Regions from separate parts of the Homo sapiens genome. Here region 1 is linked to region 2. Evidence: read pairs that join two places in POLR2A ChIA-PET (ENCODE). Cell type or tissue: HepG2. All regions are shown on one strand.

Region 1 (4,000 bases), 440 kb before region 2:
TTGCCCCAAGTTTCCCTCCTGAAAAACTGTATGAGTTTAAACTGGGTGTAAGTGAGGAGATTGGGACTTTAGACCAGGCACTCACTCAGAGGAGTTACTGACAGGGCAGGGAGGGACGGGGGCTCCAGAGAAATTGGAGTGTTTGCGCTTCTTGTTTGCAGATGAGCCTTCCCAGCGTCCCCGTCTTCCTAGAGGTTTCTGGCCAGTTTGATGTTGAGTTCCGGCTTGCCGCGGCCTGCCGCAATGGAAACATCTATATTCTGAGAAGGTAGCCACATCCGTGGTCTCCGGGGCCGGGAGGAACATCTCAGAAAACTGGTGGCTTCAGAGGCTTGCAAGATGAGAGTGGGCTTTAAGGCTGGAATTTGGAAATGCAAAGAGCTGAGAACTTCATAAAGGAGGCTGAGCCCACAAACACAGGGGAGGATACCTGGAGGCTTGTGAGATAGGGGCTGGCACAGTGAGAGACTAGGCTGGGTGGCTATAGTACAGGAGTGATCAGAAATGAGAGGACAGGCTGGGCGCTGTGGCTCACGCCTGTAATCCCAGCACTTTGGGAGGCCGAGGCAAGCGGATCACCTGAGGTCAGGAGTTCAAGACCAGCCTGGCCAACATGGTGAAACCCCGTCTCTACTAAAAATACAAAATTAGCTGGGCATGGTGGCGCATGCCTCTAGCCCCAGCTACTCGGGAGGCTAAGGTAGGAGAATCGCTTGAACCCAGGAGGCGGAGGTTGCAGTGAGCCAAGATCACACCACTGCACTCCAGCCTGGGTAACGGAGCGAGACTCCGTCTCAAAAAAAAAAAAAAAAAAAAAAAGCAGGGGGGTGCCGGGTGCATTGCCTCACGCCTGTAATCCCAGCACTTTGGAGGCCAACGTGGGTGGATCATGAGGTCAGGAGATCCAGACCATCCTGGCTAACACAGTGAAACCCCATCTCTACTAAAAATACAAAAAATTAGCTGGGCATGGTGGTGGGCGCCTGTAGTCCCAGCTACTCGGGAGGCTGAGGCAGGAGAATGGCGTGAACCTGGGAGGTGGAGCTTGCAGTGAGCCGAGATCACGCCACTGCCCTCCAGCCTGGGCACAGAGCGAGACTCTGTCTCAAAAAAAAAGAAAAGGAAACAGATGGGAAGAAATAAAAAAAAATTTCCCATATTTGTTACTTTCTAGGGTACATGACATGACACTTGTTTATGCATTAGTTTAATATTCCATATAAAATGCTTTTTTTTTTTTTTATTTTGTGAGACAGAGTCACAGAGTCTCACTCTGTCACCCAGGCTGGAGTGCAGTGGCACGATCTCGGCTTACTGCAACCTCTGCCTCCTGGGTTCAAGCGATTCTCCTGCCTCAGCCTCCCAAGTAGCTGGGACTACAGGTGCGTGCCACCACACCCAGCTAATTTTTGTATTTTTAGTAGAGACGGGGTTTCACCATATTGGCCAGGCTGGTCTCGAACGCCTGACCTTGTGATCCACCCTTCTCGGCCTCCCAAAGTGCCGGGATTACAGTCATAAGCCACCACACCCGGCCTAACATGCATTTTTTTAATTCAATAAATATTTATTGAGCACCTACTATGCATTATGCAGTGTGTGGTATTAGGGATATATTGATGAACAAGATAAATATGGTCCCTGTCCTCATGGCGAAGACAGATGTATTAAAGTGAAGAAACCAAGATGTTACTACAAATTGGATGAGTGCTATGGAGAAAAAATACAAGCTCAATGGGGAAAAATAACAGGTAAGGGTGATCAGGAACACCTCTCTGTGGAGATGGCTTGAAAGTTAAAAAGGAACCAGTTGGTGAGAAAGTCGGGAAGAGTGTTGTAGGCCAACTCAAAGTGGGAAAGACATTGGCGTGTGCTCCTCGAATAGAGAGGAACTAACTGTACTTTCTGGAAAGGGAAACTAAAATTGAGAGGCCAGTAAACTAAAAACTGCATTGACACAGGGCAAAGCTCTTCATCCTTTTCTCATAATAAAGTGCCTAAGTCCACTTGTCCTGGCTAGTCCAGCCAAAGGTAAACTCACTGAAAACTCTGTTAAATGCTAGATGATCATACAAGCCACCATAGTGAAGGTGGGCGGAAGACAAGACACCATAGTGAAGGTGGGAGGAAGACAAGACACCATAGTGAAGGTGGGAGGAAGACACACTTGATGTTTTCCAAGGCCACACATTTACTAAGGTGGCAGAAGTGGAAATAATCCCAGGGTCATCTGCTTTGGGGCCAGTGTTCCTCCCAGGTGAGTCCATGAGGTTTAGACAGAGGAGGGTCAGCCATAGAAGTGGAGAGGATTTCTCTGGGGCCAGACAGTGTGTTGTTTATTCCACAGAGACTCCAAGCACCCCAAGTACTGCATCGAGCTGAGCGCCCAGCCTGTGGGACTTATCCGGGTACACAAGGTCCTAGTGGTGGGCAGCACCCAAGACAGCCTGCATGGCTTCACCCACAAGGTGCAGCCCCCAGCAAGCAGCAGCCCCTCCACGCCTATGTCCCTAGCCCCCACTTGGCAAGAGAGTCCTCTGGCTTCCCCACCCCAGAAACCGTTCTTTCCACTGTAAGCCCTGAGCCCTCCACAGACGCTGGCTGTTCCCTGCCAGGGGAAGAAGCTGTGGACAGTGCAGATGCCCGCAGCCATCCTGACCATGAACCTCCTGGAGCAGCATTCCCGGGGCCTGCAGGCCGTCATGGCTGGGCTGGCCAATGGAGAGGTCCGCATTTATCGTGACAAGGCCCTGCTCAATGTCATCCACACCCCGGTGAGCCCCATCTCCGGCATCTGCCACTCACTCCTCCTTGCCCTCGTCTCACCTCTGGGGCTTCTTAGCTGCCTCTTCCGACCACACATTGATGCATTTCAAAAACATTTGTTGAGGCCAGGCACAGTGGCTCATGCCTGTAATCCCAGCACTTTGGGAGGCCAAGGTGGGCAGATCACCTGAGGTAAGGAGTTCAAAACCAGCCTAGCCAACATGGCATAACCCCCTTGCTACTAAAAATACAAAAATTAGCCGGGCATGGTGGTGCGTACCTGTAATCCCAGCTACTCAGGAGGTTGAGGTAGGAGAATCGCTTGAGCCTGGGAGGCGGAGGTTGCAGTGAGCCAAGATCAAACCATGGCACTTCAGCCTGGACAACAGAGCGAGACTCCATCTTAAAAAAAAAAAAAATGTGTTGAGCACCTCATATGTACCAGTCACCATATTGGTAGGGGTGGGGGGTAAAATGATGACTAAGTCCTTGTTTTCAGGAGGCTTACAGTCTAAGGTAACAGCCAGCCAGAGACATAGCAAATTTAAAAGGGCCGACTGAAGCAGAGCAAAGTGCTAAAAAGCGCAGAGGGTGCTGAGTGACAAGGGTGGGGGGTGAGATAAATGGGGATGGACTCCATGGGACACTTCACAGAACAAGTGACAGTTCAACTGGGCCTCAGAACAGTTTGTCAGGTGGACAAATGGAGGAAGAACATTCTGCACAGAGAATAGCATGCACAAAGCCTGAGAAGTATGAAGGCTCTTGATTAAGGAATCCAGGTCATTTGATGAGTTTGGACCAGAGGTTTTCAGACTCTAAGTTGTGAATCATTAAATCAGTTTAGTAGATCACAACCAGCAACATTTTTAAAAATAGAATAGTAAATTCAAAGTATGTCACAAGTGAGGGCCAGGCACATTGGCTCACACCTGTAATCCCAGCACTTTGGAAGGCTGAGGCAGGCGATCACAGTTCTGGAACAGCCTGGCCAACATGGTGAAACCCCATCTCTACTAAAAATAAACAAATTAGCCGGGTATGGGCCGGGCACGGTGGCTCACGTCTGTAATCCCAGCACTTTGGGAGGCCGAGGCAGGCAGATCACAAGGTCAGGAGATGGAGACCATCCTGGCTAACACGGTAAAACCCCGTCTCTACTAAAAATACAAAAAATTAGCCGGGCATGGTGGCAGGTGCCTGTAGTCCCAGCTACTCAGGAGGCTGAGGCAGG
Region 2 (4,000 bases):
CTGAATGTGAGGCCTCATCTCTATTAAAAATTGAAAAAGAAAGGCCAGGCACGGTGGCTCATGCCTGTAATCCCAGCACTTTGGGAGGCTGAGGTGGGTGGATCACTTGAGGTTAGGAGTTTGAGACCAGCCTGGCCAACATGGTGAAACCCCATCTCTACTAAAAATACAAAAAATTAGCCGGGCGTGGTGGCTGGCGCATGCCTATAATCCCAGCTACTCGGGAGACTGAGGCAGGAAAATCATTGAACCCGGGAGGCGGAGGTTGCAGTGAGCCGGGATCACACCACTGCACTCCAGCCTGGGTAACAGAGTGAGACTCTGTCTCACAAAAAAAAAAAAAAAAAAAATTGAAAAAAAAAAAGTCAGCCAGGCTTGGTGGGGTGTGCCTATAGTCCCAACTACTGGGGAGGCTAGGTGAGAAGATCGCTTGAGCCTGGGAGGTGGAGGTTTCAATGAACCGAGATTGTGCCACTGCACTGCACTCCAGCCTGGGCAACAGAGCAAGATCCAGTCTTCAGACAAAACAAAACAAAACAAAAACAGGAAGTTGCAGCTAAGAGGCTGGGCTGTGGATAGGTAAAAGGACTGGCTTTACTGTTACCCCAGTAACTCTGGGGGGCACGTTGGGAGTAGCTAACCCATCCCTTTGCTTCTTAGGGACATGTTCAGAGGCTCAGAGACAGAAGAGGGCAGATCTCATAATTGACAGAGACTTCTGCAGTCTGAGAACACAGGGGAGACACTGGCCCTTGGTCCACCTCGGCCGGTGGAAGGTCTGACCACCTTGTGGCGATCCCATGATGGGTTCCACGAGCCCAGTGGAATTGTCCAGACTGAACGGCCAAAGTAGGAGGAGGCTGAAAAGACAGGGCGGTTTCTAGGGGTGAGAAGCCATGGGGTTAAAGGAGCCTGGGAACACAGTGCAGGGAAACATTGGAATTTAGGCTCCCTCCAAGCCAAAAATGGTACTTGAGTGGCCACAGGCAAGGGCACAGGGCCACCTCACACACTTGCAGTTTCCACACCACAAACACTCCTGGCCAATGCCTTGCTTGCTCAGTCCATGCTGGCGGGAGAAATCTTTCTTTTGTCATCTCTGGAGTGGGGATTGGAGACATCTGGGTTGTCCTTATGAGATCCTCAGGGTAAAGCCAGGCTTCTGGATTCTAAACACAGAGGGGTGGGCTGTTTCCAGTCTCATAGTAACAGCTGTGTTTTGAGGGATCTGTAGCTTTGTTTTTTGTTTTTTTGTTTGTTGGTTGGTTTTTGTTTTGTTTTGTTTTGTTTGAGACAGGGTTTCACTCTGTCACCCAGGCTGCAGTGCAATGGTGTGATCTCGGCTCACTGCAACCTCCGCCTCCTGGGTTTAAGTGATTCTCCTGCCTCAGCCTCCTGAGTAGCTGGAATTACAGGCAGCTGCCACCACATCCGGCTAATTTTTTTTTTTTTTTTTTGAGACAGAGTCTCGCTCTGTTGCCAGGCTGCTGGAGTGCAGTGGTGCAATCTTGGCTCCCCGCAATCTCCACCTCCTGGGTTCAAGCGATTCTCCTGCCTCAGCCTCCCAAGTAGCTGGGACTACAGGCATGTGCCACCACGCCCAAGTAATTTTTGTATTTTTAGTAGGGACAGGGCTTCACCATGTTGGCCAGGCTGGTCTTGAACCCCTGACCTCAGGTGATCCACCCGCCTCAGCCTCCCAAAGTGCTGGGATTACAGACGTGAGCCACTGTGCCCAGCCAGGATCTGTAGCTTTGTCTGGGAGCTCCCATCCATCTGGATGTCTCCAACCTTCTTGTTCCTAACTGCCCTGTCCTTGCCACCATGCTGTCTGAACTTGCTGGTATGCTGTCCTCCCTACACCCCAATGGTATGAGGTATCATCATTCCTCTATCCCCATCGTGCCTTCCTGCCTGTGCTTGGGCTGTTTTCCTTGCATGGGATTCCTTTTCTCAATAGATTCACCTGATAAACTCTCTTCCTGTCATATCTCTCTCTCTCTCTCTCAAGACTTAACCCAGCCATTGTCTCCTTCATGAAGCTCTCCAAGGCCACTCTCATGGTGTAAGGGGCCCTCTTAGGACTCCCATAACACCCTGGGCATTATTTCTAGCCCAGCACCACACTGCTTTGAAATGGGGTGCTTTGAGGTCTGTCCCCCAAAACGAGTCTGGGAAAGTAGCTCATTTTTCATAGTGCTGCAGAAATGGCTCAATATCCTCCCACCACCTCATCTTCCTTCCCGGCCCAGGGACACTGTCAGAGCCTCAGAAATTCCTCAGAATTTGCTCCTCTCGGTCCATGCCCCCAATTTGACCTGTTCCAGGTTATCATCTCTTTAACTTTTCCCTCCCCCATAAACATGGCGTCCACTGGACTCTGTGGACTCTGCTTGGTCTCTGGGGCACTCCTATTCGCTGACTATTAAACATTTACTATGTGCTAAACTCAACTCTTGTAGAGGTGTGAGGAGGGAATAAGGGACAGAAGATAAACCCAAGAACTATTTTTTTTTTTTTTTTGAAACAGAGTCTTGCTCTGTCACCCAGGCTAGAGTGCAGTGGCATGATCTCGGCTCACTGCAACCTCTGCCTCCTGGGTTCAAATGCTTCTCTGCCTCAGCCTCCCAAGTGGCTGGAATTACAGGCACCCGCCACCATGCCCAGCTAATTTTTTATTTTTAGTAGAAACGGGGTTTCACCATCTTGGCCAGGCTGGTCTCAAACTCTTGACCTCATGATTTGCCCCCCACACCGCCCACCTCCCAAAGTGCTGGGATTACAGGCGTGAGCCACTATGCCTGGCCAATTTTTAAAATTTCTATAGAAATGGGGACTCCCTTTGTTGCCTAGGCTGGTCTCAAACTCCTGCCCTCAAGTGATCCTCCCCTGCCTCGGCCTCCCAAAGTGCTGGGATTACAGGTGTGAGCCACTGCACTTGGCCCACAAACAATTTCAAATTAAATAAATGTATATCTGCACAGTCACTCATCTTACTTCTGGTGAGCATTATTTTTTTCATTTTTTTATTTATTTAAAAAACTTTTTCTAGACAGAGTCTCAGTCTGTTGCCCAGGCTGGAGTACAGTGTCACGACCTCTGCTCACTGCAACCTCCACCTCCCAGGTTCAAGCAATTGCTGTGCTTCAGCCTCCCGAGTAGCTGGGATTACAGGTGTGTGCCCCATACCCGCTGATTTTTGTATTATTAGTAGAGTTGGGGTTTCACCATGTTGGCCAGGCTGGTCTTGAACTCCTGACCTCAGGTGATCCACCCACCTCACACTCCCAAAATACTGGGATTTACAGGCATAAGCCACCACGTCCAGCCGCATGGGTGATTTTTGTATTTTTTTTAGAGACAGGGTTTCGCCATGTTGGCCAGGCTGGTCTTGAACTCCTGGCCTCAAGTGCTCTGCCTGCCTCGGCCTCCCAAAGTGCTGGGATTACAGACATGAGCCACTGCGTCCAGCCTGGGCATCATATTTTCAAGGAGAAAGTCTAGTACTACTAACTGCTAGATTTATAATTTTGTCTGATCCTCCTAGAGGGTATATGAAGACTCAGGCCCCACCCATGGAGGGTAGAACACACATTTGCTGAAGACTTTATGTGCTGGGCTGACTCAACTGGGCTGGATTCCAGGCCCATCACTGACTATGCTTCTGTCATTTCAACGGAGAGAAGAGGAAATGAGGATAAGTTCCAGAGGGATGCAAGGGTGAAGTGCACTCACAAAGGTCAGTCTCCAGGGTAGAGGGCACGCCCCACCCCTGCTGCCCTCCAAGGTCAGTCAGACTTCCAATGTCTAATTCTCAAGGTTCTGGCGAGTGGGCTCTCGGGACTGGGCTCCAACATCATCTTCTCCGAGAGGCCTGCCTAGATCCTCCCCTCCCTCAAACCAGATGTGGTCTCTCATTCTCTTCTGTTCACCAAAACAAGGTCTTGCCCACAGCAGGTAGATGTAGATCACATTCACTGGCTCACTCCTAAGGAACATG

Evidence for each region. ChIA-PET counts read pairs that join two places held together with the same protein. Peaks named below come from ENCODE experiments on the same cell type or tissue, not always from the same donor. Only the 100,000 strongest peaks of a DNase experiment are listed, where the experiment ranks them.
Region 1: POLR2A ChIA-PET joins it to region 2 with 8 read pairs; 3 of 35 experiments call an interaction of 5 or more read pairs at or near these places.

What each region holds. Positions count from the first base shown.
Region 1 is chr11:66,521,109-66,525,108 of GRCh38, forward strand. BBS1 (Bardet-Biedl syndrome 1) reads left to right here. Exons shown (of 17, transcript NM_024649.5): 9 at 162-268; 10 at 2,348-2,468; 11 at 2,616-2,774. It also overlaps a transcript of ZDHHC24 not described here. Among named protein-coding and RNA genes, the nearest start is that of BBS1, 12 kb to the left of the region's middle. In HepG2, no CTCF peak of the experiment used is centred here; no DNase peak of the experiment used is centred here.
Region 2 is chr11:66,964,185-66,968,184 of GRCh38, forward strand. No RefSeq gene overlaps it. Among named protein-coding and RNA genes, the nearest start is that of PC, 7.8 kb to the left of the region's middle. In HepG2, no CTCF peak of the experiment used is centred here; a DNase peak (open chromatin) is centred at 2,387.